2 separate regions of the Homo sapiens genome follow, and region 2 is linked to region 1. Evidence: read pairs that join two places in POLR2A ChIA-PET (ENCODE). Cell type or tissue: Panc1. All regions are shown on one strand. Each heading gives the region's core, and the rest is flanking DNA. Links, peaks and the distances in the headings are about the cores only.

Region 1 (8,000 bases), core at 1-8,000:
TAAATGTAAATTTCAATAGCCACCTGTGGCTGGTGACTACCATGTTGGGCAGTGTAGCTCTAGAACCCAGAACAGTGCCTGATATTTAGAAGTTTCTCAATAAATATTTGTGCAATGAGTAAGAGAGTGAATGAACATATTCTGGAAAGGGGATAATATAAGCAAGTGCAGAATGGCACAAAACCCAAAAAGGTATTTGAGAAATAGCAGAGTCAGTTCACAGACACGTGCAGGGAAGTGGCAGGAGGTAGAGCTGCGAGGGGCAGAGACTGACGGGGACTTGGGTGCTCTGCTGCAGAGTTAGCCCTGTGACCTGTGGACAGTGGGCTGGCACTGAGGATTTTTAAAGCAGGTGAATGCCACATGAGCACAGCTGTGGTTCAGGAATACTCATCTAGAGGCCGTGGGAGGGAGGAAATAGAGGGCCTGGGGATCCCACTGCCTGTAAACTGGTCTGCTGGTGGCATGATGAGGAAGGCAGGGGTGAGGTAAGGAGGAGCCAGTCTTCGAGACATGAGTCAGGAGCTTCAGGATTTCAGGGTAAAAGGAGGATCTCAGAACCCCAGGGGCTGTGATTAGGAAGTCCCTCTCATCTTGCCCAGAGTGCTTCCCTTGTCGGTGTCCTGCAGCCAGTGCTGAAAGTCATGATGCTGACAGTGCTGCTTAGGCCACTCTGATTGTGGACAGATAAGCCTAAAGGTCTTTCTTTAATATGCCACAACATGAGGCCTCTAATGTCACAAGTTTCCAAATAACTGTCCTGTCCTGACAGCTGAAGGATGAAGGCCATAAGTGTTTCCAAGGCATTTAAGAGCACCAAGAATAACTGTCATGAGGACTTCTGGATTTGAGTTCAAATGGTATTGATTTCAAAGTTTCCCCTGTACTGACAGCCCTAGTAAGCGTGGATTCACTGGGTTTATTCCCTGCCCACAGTGCATGATGTCAGTAAATTTGGAGAATTCATCTAGACAGCCAAATGAATCAAGGTGACATAAAAAATAGGCCCTGCAATGGGAGTGATGACATTTTAAATACTTGGTGTCAGGAAAACCAGAAACCTGTCACCAAGCATTTAGCATCGCCTCTCTTTTTGGTCTTATCTTCTGGGGCCTCAAACAATGAAACTGTGTTAATGGGAGGTCCTCACAGAGCGAATATGCACTGGCCGGTTTTGGAGACATGTAGTCAAGTGGTGGAAAACGGAACTGGAAAGGTGGTATGGGTTAGAGTTAGGAGGCTTAAACAAAGACATCTAGCTTTGATGTGGTAGGCAGCAAGCAGCCAATGATTATTTCTGAGCACAGAAATGAAAGTAAGTTCTGTAAAAAAAATCACAAACAAAATAAAAATTTAAGTTGGTTCATGATGTGATGCTGGTTGCTGGGCATTTTGGCAAAGTTCTCCAAAGGTAACAACTTTCACAGGCAACAGTTTTTTGGATCTGATCTTTTTTTGGCAGCAACCATGATATCCTAGATTGACAGAAACCATACACAGGGCAAATATTTTCTATGACAGGAAGAGAGTGGGGCTGCCTAAACAGCTTTCACATTGGATCTGTCTCATAACTAGTTACTATGGGTTCCTCTGCACAGGGCTTGGTAGATATTAGCAAGTTTAGGCTTCTCTCTCTGCAAGTAACAGCTCTGAACTCTTTTGGGGGTCACAGATCCTTTTAAGAATATGATAACCAGGCACGGTAGCTCATGCCTGTAATCCCAACACTTTGGGAGGCCAAGACGGGTGGATCACTTGAGGTCAGAAGTTCGAGACCAGCCTGGCCAACATGGCAAAACCCAGTCTTTACTAAAAAAAAAAAAAAAAAAATTAGCCAGGTATGGTGGCGCATGCCTGTAATCCCAGCTACTCGGGAGGCTAAAGCAGGAGAATCGCTTGAACCTGTGAGGCGGAGGTTGCAGTGAGCCAAGGTCATGCCATTGCACTCCAGCCTGGGGAACAAGAGCAAGACTCCATCTCAAAAAAAAAAAAAAAAGAATCTGATAAAAGCTAAGGAAGGACCCTGTGACCCAAAAATGCATGTGAACATTTTTGCGTCCAACCCCACTTGTGGGCTACAGATGCTACTAGATGTTTCTTTCAGGCTCTGAGCCTCAGGAGTCAAGACTCAGGGTGCGGCCAATGTGGGGGATGGAGCAGAATGGACCTCGGACTGTGCTACTCCCATGCGTGCTAAGACAGCGTGTGCCAGAGAGGCCTGATCTTGAGCTTAGGATTCATCTGTGGTCTTTCTGGCTCATCACAAACTGGTTGTTGCTTTGTACAAATCCTTTCATCCTTCTGTGCTCCTCCTTTCCAAGCTGTCACACAATGGAAGGCTTGCTGCTTTATCACATCTGTCATTCTGGGTAGCAAAGGGCTTTAATAAAGCCTCCTTTCCAGAGGAAGTTGAAAGCCTAAGACATGTACTAGCAGAGCAGTGATGGCAGGCCCGAAGGACTGGCGCCTGCCCATGCTGCGGGCCTCTCCTCAGAGAAGCAGTCTGGTGGTCTGGCACAGATGGTAGAGCTGGTTCTGTGGCAGATGCAAGCCAAGCTTGGCACTCAGTGGGCTCCTGAGCAGCTGGCCAGTGCTCTGGGGAATGAATTCTAGGTGACAGCTGGACAGCCCAGCCTCTATCGTGGCTCAGGTGACTCAGAATATGTCCCTGAGTAAGAAATAGTTTCAGAACCTTCTGGGAGGAAATTCCCTTAAAGGAGGAATTTTCCTTCTATATAGACACTGGAGGAAAAGTCTCTAGCTAGAGGCCAATTATACTGTGGCTTAGCAGTGATAGCGTAACCTCTCGAGATAAACCAACCCAGCTCGTGAGCTGTGGGGTACCTACCAGGAAGGACATCTTCGCCTCGTCAGTACTCTCGATGCCTTTTGTGTCAAATTTGCCTTGCTGGAGGCTGCTGTGCATGATGTTCACGGCACTTGTCACCCCGCGCTGGATGTCCTGGAAGGTGGTGGCAGGAAAGCCCATCCGCAGCTTATTACACAGAACATCCCTGGGGGGCAGGATTGCATAGAGGAATTGACAGTGCTCAACTTGGCCACCAGGACAGAAGGGCCAGTCTTCACCACTCTGACCCAGCAGCACAAGGTGCTCTTTTAGGGGGAATAACCAGTCCTTAAGACCACTGTAGGAGACCTGAGGAGCCAGGGTATGAAAGTAACCAGCACCCCGTCAAGGACACTGATGTGACAAGAACATACAGGGGAGACTGGCCAATCTCTACTGTTCATGAGGCTTTTAGCCATCACCACTGCACTCCCAACAAAGCTGTGCGGCTTAGTGAACGCAGTACCATGTAGGAGTTGAGAACAGGTTTTGAGTCACTCAGTTCTGGATTCCACCACTGACTCCTAAGTGGTGGATCTTTGACGAGGACGGAATCTCCCTAAAGCACAGTTTCTTCATCTATAAAACAGAGCTAACAGTTCCTACTTCATAGGGTTGTTATTAGGACCTCAAAAGCGCAGGAGATTAGCATAGTGCTGGGCCTGTAGCAATGGTACCTATTGGTGGTATTATTCATCTGAACTGCCTGTTCTCTTTCCTACGTCTAAGGGCCCATAGCTCCTTCAGTCTAGTCCAGGGAACAGAAATTTGGCCCATGAGATATATGGCTGACCAACAGCTTCCTGGAGCCAAGGATACTATCTTAGGGATAGGAGCTGATGTCCTGTATAGAACTTAACTAGAATCATGAGGACAAAGGGCAGAAACAAATGGGCCTCAGGAATCAACAGGAAGGGCCTTTCTGCCTAGAAAGGAGAAAGGGAGTCAACTGTACCTGAAGTCAGACTCCAGCTCTGTGGTGGCGAGGTTGATCATGGCACAGAGACAGTCAATGCTGGAGCTGGACAGAGCCCGCCCAATGCACTTCTTAACAATGTAGAAGACATCATCCACCATGCTGGATGTCAGCTGGCCCTTCTCATAGGTGTCCAGAGCCACAGCCTACCCAAAAGGCAAAGCCAACACTGAGGGTCCCAGTTGTGCATGTCATGTTCTAGATGATTCTGGGTACACTGGCCCTAGCTCTGCTCCCTTTTCTGTACCTTGTCCATGTTTCTCCCAACATGGCGTGCATCCTCCTTGTCAAAATAGCTTACTTCCCTATTGATCACTAGGTGAACAAATTAAATATTTCGGGCCTTAGCCCTGCAGAGATCCATTACCTGGGGAGTGTAAGATATCTGCAGGGGCCCTACTTCCCTGAGGCTCCTTACCCACAAACCTTCAGGGAGGTAGGGAACAAGTGGGCTCCCTGAAGAGCTGAGCTGAGCTGTTCTTTTTTAATTCTTGGGAAGGAAGTCCTAGCTGGGTATACAAAGAACACAACGACTCCAAAGATGCTCTCTAAACATACAAAGTGGTACCACTCAATCTGCATGCAAGAGTATTCTCAAAGCAGGACCAATAAATATGACATGCCTCAGCCATTTCCCTCAGCCTGGCTTCTTGGACCGGAAGCCCCATTTCCAAGAGATGCGTCCTATGTCCTACCTTATTGACAGTCTCCCTCATGAAGTACTCCTCCATGGTAACATATAAGCCAATTAGCTCCTGCATGGTACAGCTCAAAAGGCAGTTATTGAGGAGTTTGTCCAGACACTTCTGGTGCTCTAGGGGACAGCCAAGAAAGGAATACTCATTTTTTTTCCCCAAGGGAAACAGAGCAACTTTTTTCATTTTTTCAGGTTCCTTTATAGTCTTTCTTTGAAATATGTACATATTTTACATCGTTACAATCATGATACAGATAGCAATTTTGAATTCTGTTTTAAAAAAGTATATCATAAATATTTTCCATGTTTTCACCTACCTTATTTTTCATGACTATGTGGCATTTCATCAGGTGCATAATCCACATTTTAAAAACTACTTTTTTTATTTTTAACTATTTTTTTTTTTTGAGACGGAGTTTCACTCTTGTTGCCCAGGCTGGAGTGCAATGGCGTGATCTTGGCTCACCGCAACCCCTGCCTCCCAGGTTCAAACAATTCTCCTGCCTCAGCCTCCCGAGTAGCTGGGATTACAGGCATGCACCACCACGCCCGGCAAATTTTGTATTTTTAGTAGAGACAGGGTTTCTCCATGTTGAGGTTGGTCTTGAACTCCTGACCTTAGGTGATCCGCCTGCCTCAGCCTCCCAAATTGCTGGGATTACAGGCGTGAGCCACCATGCCCGGCCTTATTTTTAACTTTCATGTTGTTTCATGTGAAATTGAGAAAATAACCACTCTATTTTTAGACACCTGGTTATTTCCAAATGTTTTGCCATTACTGGAGATAACAGAATATCACAATAATTGGAGATTATAGTGAATACTTTTGTATGAAAAACTTTTTACTCCTTTTCCATTATTCCCTTAGGATTAATTAATAGGAGTCAAAAGATGTAAGTTTCCATGGCAAAGATAAAAATATATTGGATATAGAATATTTCATTCTCTACACCAGTACTGTCCAGTAGAATTTCTGTGATAATGAAAATATTCTGGTCAGGTGTGGTGGCTCACACCTGTAATCCCAGCACTTTGGGAGGCCAAGGCGCGAGGATCGCTTGGGTCCAGGAGTTTTGAGACCAGCCTGGGCAACACAGCAATACTCTGTCTCTACAAAAAATAAACAAACAACAAGAAAAGAGAAAATATTCCGTATCTGTTATCTGATATAGTAGCCATTAGCCATGTTAGCGATTGAGCACTTGAAATGTGATGAACATAACTTAGGAACTGAATATTTTTTTTTTTATTAAATTTTTTTTTCTCAGAATCCAGCTGAGAAAGATGAATTTAAAATTTTATTTAATTGTAATTAAATTTGAATTTGAATTTGAATTCATGAATGGCTACGTATTGGGCAGCACAGCTCTGAATAGTGATAGTCATCATTATTGCTTTTCAGTCTTTTGGCTAAGATCAAGTGATAGTCATCACTGACATTGACAAGCGAACTCCAAATGAGCACACAATTTCCTTTATACACTGATTCTGTAATGCCCCTGCCACATATTATTGGCACAAGCCATGCAGAATGCCACAGATGCTGGGTGGGTCTCAAGTCCCAGCCCAAAGAACCCTGCATATATTTGCCCAGCAGGATTTTTATTTTTTTAAATTTTTTTCCTTTAATTCTTACTTTAGTAGCCAGCAGGAATTAAATGGTCATCTTAAAAACCTAGCGAGTCAATCTGTAAATGAAATTGGACTCTGGCATGCCTTTTAAACAATTTATTTATTTTTGAGACAGAGTCTCGCTTGTCGCCCAGGCTGGAGTGCAGTGGCGCGATCTTGGCTCACTGCAAGCTCCGCCTCCCGGGTTCACGCCATTCTCCTGCCTCAGCCTCCAGAGTAGCTGGGACTGCAGACACCCGCCACCACGCCCGGCTAATTTTTTTGTATTTTTAGTAGAGACGGAGTTTCACCACGTTAGCCAGGACGGTCTTGATCTCCTGACCTTGTGATCCGCCTGCCTCGGCCTCCCAAAGTGCTGGGATTACAGGCGTGAGCCACCGCGCCCGACCTAAAAATTTTTTTAAATGTTTATCTTTTATTATTTAATTTAATTTAATTTAATTTTTTAGAGATGGGGTTTCACTATGTTGACCAGGCTGGTCTCAAACTCCTGGGCTCAAGCATCCTTCCTCCTCGGCCTCCCAAAGTTTTGGGATTATGCGTGAGCCACCATACCCAGTCAAAATTTTTATCTTTTAATATAGTGACAGGGTCTTGTCATGTTGCCCAGACTGGTCTTGAACTCTTGAGCTCAAGCGATTCTCCTGCCTCAGCCTCCCAAAGTGTTGGGATTACAGGTGTGAGCCACTGCACCCAGCCCCCTTTCTTATCAATGTCAATTATTCCTTGAAAAATTGTGACTGGGGGAACTGGGAGACTGAGAGGGATGAGAGGATTCCTGTACATTATATACTCTTTTTTTTTTTTTTTTTTTTTGAGACAGAGTCTGGCTCTGTCACCCAGGCTGGAGTGCAGTGGCGTGATCTTGGCCCTATGCCCCCCAGGGTTCAAGCAATTCTCCCGTCTCAACCTCCCGAGTAGCTGGGACTGCAGGTGTATTGCACCACGCTCAGCTAATTTTTGTATTTTTAATAGAGATGGGGTTTCACCATATTGGTCAGGCTGGTCTCGAACTCCTGACCTCCGGTAATCCACCCGCCTCAGTCTCCCAAAGTGCTGGGATTACAGATGTGAGCCACCGTACCTGGCCTATGTACTCTTTAAAAACAAAAAAAGAACACTTCATTGAAGTATAATTTATATCCCATAAAATTTAAAACAGGGCACCAGTGTCCTCATCTGTAAAGTGATTAGATGGCCTCAAAGATCTAGTCCAATTCTAAAATCCAGTAAATTTAGATTTCTTCCTGGGAGTCAATTTGCCTACAGACCACCAGGGGCTAATAAGTTCCAATTGTTTCCTTAATAAGAGATTTGTGGCTTAACTATTAAGAAACACTGCCAATTATACCTCAACCCTCCCCAAAAATATGGGAAACGTTTTTACCTTGCTTTACTTCCTCTGAGGCCATGGAGTCTCCCACCTCAAAATCAGAGCTAATCCTCTTCTTGAGGAAGCGTAAGTATAGCTCACTGCGGGCATTCATCAGGGTGACCTCAGTCAGGATGGGGTCCAGTTCTCTGAGACACATGGAGCAGAAGGAATAGGACGACAATGGATTACCTTAGACACAAGAGCTACAGGGCAAAGAGAGTCCCAAATTCCCCCTCCCCACTGGGCCCATAAGGAAAAGCTCTGCCAGATGGCCCTCCTAGCTCTGCTGGCCCAATTAGAATCAGAGATAGCTGTCAATCACATTTTCCATTTACCTGCTTCACCTAAATCATTCACTCCCTAAAATTCTGCCAGACCTAAATAAAAGGTTGGGAGATGTGTCTTCTTTTCTTTACTTTTTTTTTTGAGATGGAGTCTTGCTCTGTTGCCCAGGCTGGAGTGCAGTGGCTCG
Region 2 (10,358 bases), core at 1,306-9,305, 92 kb before region 1:
GTGGCCACAAAGCCAGCAGGGAATGGAACGAGCATATTGCAGTAAGGACATTATTCTGGGTGAGAAATGATGTTCACAAAAGTACAAGAACTTACCTAAGGTCACGACGTTGTGAGTGGAGGTGACTTTGGGATAGGCCATGGCACAGAAAGAAGGCTGTGGCCTCCCTGAACTACCCACGGCTCAAGGGTGAGAGGGAAGGAGATGTGGAGTTGGCTTCTCAGGGTCGAAAGTGAAGCCCCGCCCACAGGCCTCATCAGGGCTCCTGGCTCTAATCCACGGAGACCCCAGCAGCACTGGCTCAAAGGTGCTTCTTCCAATGTTCTGCTGTGCCCATTTAGCAGATCCCACTCTAGGCATGGCCTTGGCTGAACAGTCTGTAGATGGGAAGCCAGGTCCTTGTCTCCTCTCATTCTCCCTTTGCCTGCTGCATGCCCAACATCTAAGGACAGAACTCGAGTTCTTTCAGGGTCCCGCTCCCAGCTTCCTGTGACCTGAGGAGAGCCAGTCATGAGGCAGGTGGCCCTGGAAGACAGTGACTTTGCAGCTGATGGGAGCGAGAGGTCCTGCCTGGGGAGACCTGGTTTCTGGCTGGGCAGCCCCGCAGTGGCCACTGAAGGCGGGGGCTGGGCAGAGCTGGCACAGGAGGCTTCCAAAGGAAGCAACTCAATCAGGGAAGTCATTAACTCCTTGGGATTCTAGATCAACGCAGGGGGCACGCGAAGGAACTGCACTGCCTGTTAGGGAGGGGAAAATCCCTGGTTTTGACATGTCTGGAAAGAGCAGAGAAGTAGAGGAAAGAGCAGAGAAGTAGAGCATCTGGCAAAGGCCCTTGCTTTGGGAACCCCAGGTCCAGGTGTTACTGCAAATACAGGATGCTCAGCTTGTTGTGGTGAGGGCAAATGGAGCCATGGGGAGGAGCTAAAAAAAAAATCAAAGGCCCCCAAACATGCACTAAAAATCCCAAAAATGACCTGGCAATGACCCTCTCACAGTTCATTTCTACCTGTGCCCCTCAGCTGCCCACCACGTCATGGGCTTGCTCCCCTTCACAGCTACTCAGATCATTTTGTTAAGCCCATGCACACCTCAATATAAAGAGCTCGGAGGAGGCAGGCCCAATGGCTCATGCCTATAATCCCACCACTTTGGGAGCCTGAGGTGGGTGTATCACCTGAGGTCAGGATTTCAAGACCAGCCTGGCCAACATGGTGAAACCCCATCTCTACTAAAAATACAAAAAATCAGCCAGGCGTTGTGGTGGCCACCTATAATTCCAGCTATGCAGGAGGCTTAGGCAGGAGAATCACTTGAACCCAGGAGGCGGAGGTTGCAGTGCGCCAAGATCACGCCATTGTACTCCAGCCTGGGCGACAAGAGCAAAACTCTGCCTCAAAAAAAAAAAAAAAAAAAAAAAGACCAGGCATGGTGGCTTACACCTGTAATCCCAGCACTTTCGGAGGCCGAGGCGGGTGGATCACCTGAGGTTGGGAGTTCGAGACCAGCCTGACCAACGTGAAGAAACCCCATCTCTACTAAAAATACAAAATTAGCCGGGCATGGTGGCACATGCCTGTAATCCCACCTACTTGGGAGGCTGAGGCAGGAGAATCGCTTGAACCCAGGAGTGGGAGATCGTGCCAATGCACTCTAGCCTGGGCAACAAGAGCGAAACTATTTCTCAAAAAAAAAAAAAAAAAAAAAAAAAGAATGGATAAATTGTGGTGCATTTTGTACCATATAGTAAAATGAATGAACTCCGGTTTCAGACATTAACAGGGATGAATATGGCCAAAAAACATTATATCGAGCAAAAAGAGTAGTCATGGATAAATGATCACAGCATGAATCCATGAAAAGCTAAAAAATACGCAAAGCTAAGCAAGACATTTTCTATGCCTCTCTATAAAGATAATAATAGAGAAAATCAAGGAAACAACACAAAATTCAGGGAATTCCTCTGGAGGGGGAAGAGAGGTAGATGAAATAAGGAGGGCTGAAGAGGCTTCAGGAGTACTGGGTACCTTGTAATCCAGGTGGTGGGTACAGAAGTATTTTTTTTTCTTTTGAGACGGAGTCTTGCTCTGTCACCAGGCTGGAGTGCAGTGGCGTGATCTTGGCTCACTGCAGCCTCCGCCTCCTGGGTTCAAACGATTCTCCTGTCTCAGCCTCCTGAGTAGCTGGGATTACAGGCATGTGCCACCACACCCAGCTAATTTTTTGTATTTTTAGTAGAGATGGGGTTTCACCATGTTGGCCAGGCTGGTCTTTAACTCCTGACCTCAGGTGATCCACCCGCCTCAGCCTCCCAAAGTGCTGGGATTACAGGCATGAGCCACTGCGCCTAGCCATGGAGTATTTCTTATGTTTATTCTGTAAAGAGCACAAATACGATATATACTACTTTGAGTCTATGATGCATTTCGTAGTAAAATCTAAAATGCTTTTAGGTTAAAACATGTTTTATTAAAGCACTACTCTGGCTGTTGCGTAAGACTAGCAGGGAGACCAGAAAGGAACTGTTGCAATATCCCAGGTGGTGGAGGTGGTGAGAAATGGCTGGATGTACTCTGAAGGGCTTAACTAGTAGGGTAGTTGGAGGGTACAAGGAGGGGGCCCATGGGGAAGGGAAGAGGGGAGCAGGGTGGGAAGAGGAAGACAGGAATCAGGGAGATATGGAGGCTGTGGCCTGAGCAACCTTGTGGATGGGGCTGTCATTCACTATACAGAAAAGACAGAAAATTAATGGGTTTGGCTGAGAAAAAACAAAAGTTCTGGTTAAATTTAAGATGTCTTTTAGGCCAGCTGTGGTGGCTCATGTCTGTAATCCCAACATTTTGGGAGGCCAAGGCGGGAGGATCACTTGAGGTCAGGAGTTTGAGACCAGCCTGGGCAACACAGCAAGACCCCATCTCCACAAAAAAGTAAAAACGTTGGGCATGAAGGCTCATGCCTGTAATCCCAACACTTTGGGAGGCCGAGGCGGGCGGATCATGAGGTCGGGAGATTGAGACCTTCCTGGCCAACATGGCGAAACCCCATCTCTACTAAAAATACAAAATATTAGCTGGGCGTGGTGGTGGGTGCCTGTAATCCCAGCTACTCGGGAGGCTGAGGCAGGAGAATTGCTTGAACCAGGGAGTCAGAGGTTGTGTGAGCTGAGATTGCACCACAGCACTCCAGCCTGGTGACAGAGTGAGACACTGTCTCAAGCAAACAAACAAACAAAAAAGTAAAAACATTAGCTGGGCATGGTGGCAGGTGCCTGTAGTCAGTCCTACCTACTCAGGAGGCTTAGGCATAAGGATCACTTGAGCCCAGGAGTTCAAGGTTGCAGTGAGCCGTGATCATGCCATGGCACTCCAGGATGGGTGACAGAGTGATACCACAACTCGAAAAAAAAAAGAAAGTTTTTTAGACATCCACATGCAGTTGGAAACAGGCAGTTGAACACACCTGTTTGAAGCTCATGGGTGAGGTCAGAGTTAGAGGGATATATCTGAGAGTCATCAGAGTACAGTTCATTCTTAAAACTACAGGACCAGAAGAAAAGATCTAGGGAGGGTCTACCACAGACAAGAGTAGGCGGCTCAGGACAAAGCCTGGGGTACTCTGCTGTCTGAAAGAGAAGCCAGGAAAGAAACAGCCAATGAGGCAGGGGGAAAAACAGCCCTGCATCTGGGAAGCCAAGAGAAGAAAGTTTCGAGAATGAAGGAGGAATTAACAGTGTCAAGTGTTTGAAAAAGTAAGGCGAGGACTGAGAACTGACCACTGGATGGAGGGCAGTGGTGACCTTCACAATGACTGATCCAGGGGTATTGCGAGGCTCAAGCACAGGAAAAGATGCTCAACGTCATTAATCATCAGGGAAATGCAAATCAAAACCACAATCAGATACCACTTCCTGCCCATCAGGGTGGCTGTAACCAACAAGACAGATAATAACCAGTGTTAGTGAGGACGCAGAGACATTGGAACCCTCAGACTTTGCTATTGGGAATGTGAAATGGTGCAGTCGCTTTGGGCAACAGTCTGGCAGTTCCTCAAAAGATTAAATATACAGTCACCATAATATATGACTCAGCAATTCCACTTCTAGGTATATACTCAAGAGAAATGAAAACTTAGGTTCACATAAAAACTTGTACACATGGCCGGGCACGGTGGCTCACACCTGTAATCCCAGCACTTTGGGAGGCCAAGATGGGCAGATCACGAGGTCAAGAGATCAAGACCATCTGGCCAACTTGGTGAAACCCCATCTCTGTTAAAAATACAAAAATTAGCTGGGCATGGCTGGCGTGCGCCTGTAGTCCCAGCTACTCAGGAGGCTGAGGCAGGAGAATCGCTTGAACTTGGGAGGCAGAGGTTGCAGTGAGCCGAGATCGCACCACTGCACTCCAGCCTGGCGACAGAGTGAGACTCCATCTCAAAAAAAAAAAAAAAACACCTCATACACAAATGATTTATAGCAGCATTATTCATAAGAGTGCCAACATGGAAACAACTCAAAGTTCCATCAACCAATACATAAATAAACAAAATGTGGTATATCCATACAAGGGAGTATTATTCAGATATAAAAAGGAATCAAGTTCTGGCACTGCTACAGCATGGATGAACTTGAAAACCCTGTGCTAAGTGAAAGGAGCCAGGCACAGCCTGGTGCGGTGGCTCACGCCTGTAATCCCAGCACTTTGGGAGGCCGAGGCAGACGGATCACGAGGTCAGGAGATCGAGACCATCCTGGTTAACATGGTGAAACCCCATCTCTACTAAAAACACAAAAAATTAGCCGGGCATGGTGGCGGGAGCCTGTAGTACCAGATACTCGGAAGGCTGAGGCAGGAGAATGGCATGAACCCGGGAGGCGGAGCTTGCAGTGAGCCGAGATTGCGCCACTGCACTCCAGCCTGGGTGACACAGTGAGACTCCGTCTTAAAAAAAAAAAAAAAAAAAAAAAAAAGGAAAAAAAGGAATAAGGCACAAAAGGCCCCATGCCAGATGATTTATGTAAAATGTACAGAATAGGCAAATCCATAGAGACAGACAGTAGATTACCAGTTGCCAGGGGCTGGAGGATAGAGAAGAATGGGGAATGACTGCCAGTGGGTTGGAGTTTTCTTCTGGGGTGATGTTCCAAAATTGTTTGTGGTGAATAGGTTAAAAGCCACTGACAGCCAGGCGCGGTGGCTCACGCCTGTAATCCCAGCACTTTGGGAGGCCGAGGCAGGTGGATCACGAGGTCAGGAGATCAAGACCATCCTGGCTAACATGGTGAAACCCCGTCTCTACTAAAAACACAAAAAAATTAGCCAGGCATGGTGGCGGGCGCCTGTGGTCCCAGCTACTCAGGAGGCTGAGGCAGGAGAATGGCGTGAACCCGGGAGGCAGAGCTTGCAGTGAGCCGAGATCATGCCACTGCACTCCGGCCTGGGCAACAGAGCAGGACTCCGTCTCAAAAAAAAAAAAAGCCACTGACTTGTATGTTTCAAAGAGATGAACTGCATGGTGTGTGAATTATAGCTCAATAAAGGTGTTACAACAAAAAGAGAGAATGGTGCTGGGCGTGGTGGCTCACCCCTGTAATCCCAGCACTCTGGCAGGCCGAGGTGGGCAGATCACCTGGGGTCAGGAGTTCAAGATCGGCCTGGCCAACATGGTGAAACCCCATCTCTACTAAAAATAACAAAACTTAGCTGTGGGTGGTGGCAGGGCCAACATGGTGAAACCCCATCTCTACTAAAAATAACAAAAATTAGCCGGGGGGTGGTGGCAGAGGCACCTGTAGTCCCAGCTACTAGGGAGGCTGAGGCAGGAGAAATGCTTGAACCCAGGAGGTGGAGGTTGCAATGAGCCGAGATTATGCCACTGCACTCCAGCCTGGGCTGGAGTGGGGGGCCAGGCACAGTGGCTCACAGCTGTGATCCCAGCACTTTGGGATGCCGAGGGTGGCGGATCTCCTGAGGTTAGGAGTTTGAGACCAGCTTGGCCAACATGGCAAAACCCCATCTCTACTAAAAATACAAAAATTAGCTGGGTGTGGTGGCATGCGCCTGTAATCCCGCTACTTCGGAGGCTGAGGCAGGAGACTCGCTTGAACCTGGGAGGTGGAGGTTGCGGTGAGCCAAGATCGTGCCACCGCACTCCAGCCTGGGTGACAGAGTGAGACTCTGTCTCAAAAAAAAAAAAGGAATGGGATGTAAGAGAGTGGAATGTGGAATGGGATTCAGCTGAGAGATGGTCTAGAATGTGTGTACACTGATGGGAATGAATTATTAGAGGGGAAATTTATGATCCAGGAAAAAGAAGTGAACAGAGGAACAAAGGCCGGGAGCAGCACGAGATGATGGCATCGAGTGTCGTCCTGGAGGGGGGCTACCTGTGGGACAGGTGGCAAAGCCGAGCAAGCGGCACAGACAGTGAGGAGTGTCCCTTTATTGTTGGGGTTGGAGATTTACAGAGAGACCAGATGTGAAATAGTCTTCTAAAAGAGAAAGGGAGTAACTAGGGAAATTTAGGAGGTGGCAAGACAACACTATGGCCTTTTTTTTTTTTTTTATGGAGTCTCACTCGGTTGCCCAGGCTGGAGTGCAGTGGCGCAATATTGGCTCACTGCAACCTCCACCTCCTGGGTTCAAGCAATTCTCCTGCCCCAGCCTCCCAAGCAGCTGGCACTATAGGCCCGTGCCACCACGCCCAGCTAATTTTTGTATTTTCAACAGAGATGAGGTTTCGCCATGTTGGCTAGGCTGGTCTCAAACTCCTGACCTCAAGTGATCCGCCTGCCTCGGCCTCCCCAGGTGCTGGAATTACAGGTGTGAGCCACTGTGCCAATACTACAGTCTTCTAAGAAGTTTGTGGTCACAAATTTGGCAAATTTGGGGAGACCATTTATCAATAAATGTCCCCTGAATGGCTGGTCCATGTCCAAGTTGCTGAGGCTGTCCAGAGGAACTGGCAGCCAGGATCCAGAGGTCAGGGGCAGCAAGGGCCTTGAAGACCCCGCCTTCCATCCTCAGGAGATGCAGCCGAAGGGCTACTTCCACCTCCCAGTACAAGGAACCTCAAAGGAGACCCTCACCAGCACGCAGGTAAATGGAAGGAAAAAACAAAAGCACCTGATTGAGGAGCAAAGCAAAGAGTGCCCCAAAACGAGAACAGCAGGGACTGTTTTGGAGGCTGTAGCAGCTTTAGAGCCAATTCTCGGTCAGATCCCAGGAGACAGCCATCAACGACTTAACCTAATGAAGCACAGGATAAGCACCACCTCAGACCAGCACAGCTGAATACAACCTTCTTGGCATGCAGAGAAAAGAAACGTCAAAATAAGGCACGGAGCCTGGGGGGATGGGTGCTGCTTGCCTCTGGGAGGGAGAGGAGAAAGACGAAAGATAAAGCCCCTCTCCACCCACTTACACACAGCCTGAGGACGTGTCCCAAAGCTCATTCTAAAGGCATGAAGCCACAGCCTACTGCTCCAATGGACCGATGCTTTATGAACCTCTGAGCATTTTCGGGGGATAGCCTCTCATTTAGTATGCGCAGGAGTCCCAGGACCAGCTGAACAAGGTCAGCCAGGCGGAAGTGAAGATGCTTTAACGCCATGCCAGGTCTGATGACTTCAAGCCCAGAGCTCCTTCCACAGCCCCCACTGCCTTCCCAAAGCACTCTTCCACTAACTGGGGTACAACCATCAAAACATTCGCTGTGCCCCAGATCCCTGCCAGCCTAGCAACCCAGAACACTCCCTGCCTCCTGGGTGGGGGGCAGCACCCAAACCAGGCAGAAGGAGCTGGGGCGGAGGGGTGGGGGTGGGCGCAGGTGGCCAGTTACCGAAAGCCCCTCCCTCCCCAACAACTCAAAAGCAGCGAGGCCTGTCCTTGACCTGTCTGAGAATGGGCCGCTTCACCACCCTGCTTGGTTAACTGAAGTCACCCGCACTGCAACACCCTGGTATCAGCCTCTGGCACAGACCCCTCAGTGCTACCCTAGGGACTCAGGCCCTTTCCACTCCGCAGCACCAAACCCTCGGGCAGCCCCTCCCTTCCTGCAGGACATCCAACTTTGACTTTATATCCATCTGAAATCTCAGCTCTGGTACCTCTTGATGCCGCCCAGAGTTTGTAGCCAGAAACCCAGAAGGCAAGAGCTAACACACTTCTTCAAACCAAGAGCATAACTTTGGCTTTCAATGAAGTCCTAGAGAAATAAACTGTCAGTCTTCTCTGGACAAAGATCGAGGCTGCACCCTAACAGCCTCTTCCTGTAGGAGACAGCTCAAAGAAACAAAAAAAAAAAAAAAAAAAAAAAAAAAAAAAAAAAAAGAAAGAAAAAATAAAGAAACGGCCTCTAAGAGGAGGAAGCTGGGCCCTGAGGCACGGGGAGAGGGTGCGGCAGGGGAGTTGGGGTGAAGGGTCCCTTCAGATCCACCACCTGCTACCTCAGGAGGGAGCCCCACTGTGTTTTGAGTCGGAGTGGGCAGGGGGAAATCCAGTATCTTGCTGTACCTATCTACACTAAGGCATGAAGTAACGTCTAGAAAAACAGTTCTCGGCTGGTTGTGGTGGCTCACACCTATAATCCCAGCACTTTGGGAGACTGAGGCTGGATGATCGCTTCAGTCCAGGGGTTGGAGCCTGGGCAACAGAGTGAGACCTCATCTCTATTTTATGAAAAAAGTTCAAACCACCTGTGTGGGGAAGACCAGGTCTCTCCACATTCTAGCTAGCTTCCCGCCTCTGGCGGCTTTTTTTTTTTGAGACGGAGTTTTGCTCTTATTGCCCAGACTGGAGTACAATGGCGTGATCTTGGCTCACCGCAACCTCCACTTCCCAGGTTCAAGCAATTTTCCTGCCTCGGTCTCCTGAGTAGCTGGGATTACAGGCATGCGCCACCATGCCTGGCTAATTTTGTATTTTTAGTCGAGATGGGGTTTAACCGTGTTGGCCAGGCTGGTCTCGAACTCCCAGCCTCAGGTGTTCCGCCCACCTCCGCCTCCCAAAGTGTTGGGATTACAGGTGTCAGCCACTGCGCCCAGGCTTTTTCCCCCTTTTTGAGACAGGATCTCACTCTGCTGCCCAGACTGGAATGCCGGTGGCGCAATCACAGTTGACTGTAGACTCGACCACCTGGGCTCAAATGATCCTACCTCAGGCCCCCGAGTAGCTAGGACCATAGGCATACGCCACCAGACCTGGCTAAATTTTTTTTTTTTTTTTTTTTTTCATAAAGACAGGGTCTTGCTATGTTCCCCAGGCTGGACTTGAACTCTCAGACTCCTGCCTCAGCCTCCCAAGTAGCTGGGACTACAGGTGTGCACTACTTTTGTTGTTTTTTTTGTTGTTGTAGAGATGATGTCTTGCTATGTTGCCCAGGCTGATCTCCAACTCCTGTTCTCAAATGATCCTCCCAACGTGGCCTCCCAAAGAGCTGAGATTGCAGATATGAGCCACCTTGCTCAGTCCTCAGACTTCTTTGCTTTTTATTTCACCTGATGCTGTTGTTGTTTTCAAATAGATGAGTTTAATCCATTTCACTTGGAGTTATGTTACTATCTTATTCAGTATTTTGTCTACTATTTTTTCTGTATTTTTTTTCTTTTCCTGACTTGGGTTGACATATTATCTCCACCCTCACCTTTTTTTTTTTTTTTTTTTTTTTTTTTTGAGACGGAGTCTCACCCTGTCACCCAGGCTGGAGTGCAGTGGCTTGATCTCGGCTCACTGCAAGCTCTGCCTCCCAGGTTTATGCCATTCTCCTGCCTCAGCCTCCCCCGTAGCTGGGACCACAGGTGCCCACCACCATGCCCGGCTAATTTTTTTTTGTATTTTTAGTAGAGACAGGGCTTCACCATGTTAGCCAGGATGGTCTTGATCTCCTGACCTCGTGATCTGCCTGCGTCGGCCTCCCAAAGTGCTGGGATTACAGGCGAGAGCCAACACGCCCGGCCAACCCTCACCACTTTTTTTCCCCCTCCTGGTCTGGAAATTATATTACTTTTTTTTTAGTGATTAATCTTATATTGTTAGCTTATGTACATTTTCTTGATGAAGTCTTCAGTTTTTCAGTAATGCCATTCTCTTAACAAGGCAGAAATTTGGTGTGGCTTAACAATAAAATTCTCTATTCTTATTCTTCCTTGGTAATGTGGTCAACAATTCTAGTTTTCTCTTAAAAAAAAAAATTAAAAGCCCATTTAGATCCTGTTTTTTTTTTTTTTTTTTGTCTCTGTGTTTTGCCGTCTGTAGCAGACACTGTTGGCTGTCTACCAGCGGCCACTCTCTTTTTCGCTTGCCAACAGAATCCTGATTTGTTTGGGCAGCTAAGGACCCAGTCCTGGCAGATGATGCAAGACT

What was found. Peaks named below come from ENCODE experiments on the same cell type or tissue, not always from the same donor. Only the 100,000 strongest peaks of a DNase experiment are listed, where the experiment ranks them.
Region 2: POLR2A ChIA-PET joins it to region 1 with 10 read pairs; 8 of 35 experiments call an interaction of 5 or more read pairs at or near these places.

Annotation. Positions count from the first base shown.
Region 1 is chr16:70,493,418-70,501,417 of GRCh38, forward strand. It overlaps COG4 (component of oligomeric golgi complex 4), which reads right to left. Exons shown (of 19, transcript NM_015386.3): 9 at 7,541-7,674; 10 at 4,520-4,638; 11 at 3,804-3,970; 12 at 2,849-3,014. Among named protein-coding and RNA genes, the nearest start is that of COG4, 26 kb to the right of the region's middle. In Panc1, for the core only: no CTCF peak of the experiment used is centred there; no DNase peak of the experiment used is centred there.
Region 2 is chr16:70,400,601-70,410,958 of GRCh38, forward strand. All of the region lies in intron 1 of ST3GAL2 (ST3 beta-galactoside alpha-2,3-sialyltransferase 2), which reads right to left. Among named protein-coding and RNA genes, the nearest start is that of ST3GAL2, 33 kb to the right of the region's middle. RefSeq lists an enhancer at 4,062-4,231. In Panc1, for the core only: no CTCF peak of the experiment used is centred there; no DNase peak of the experiment used is centred there; H3K27ac peaks cover 782 bases.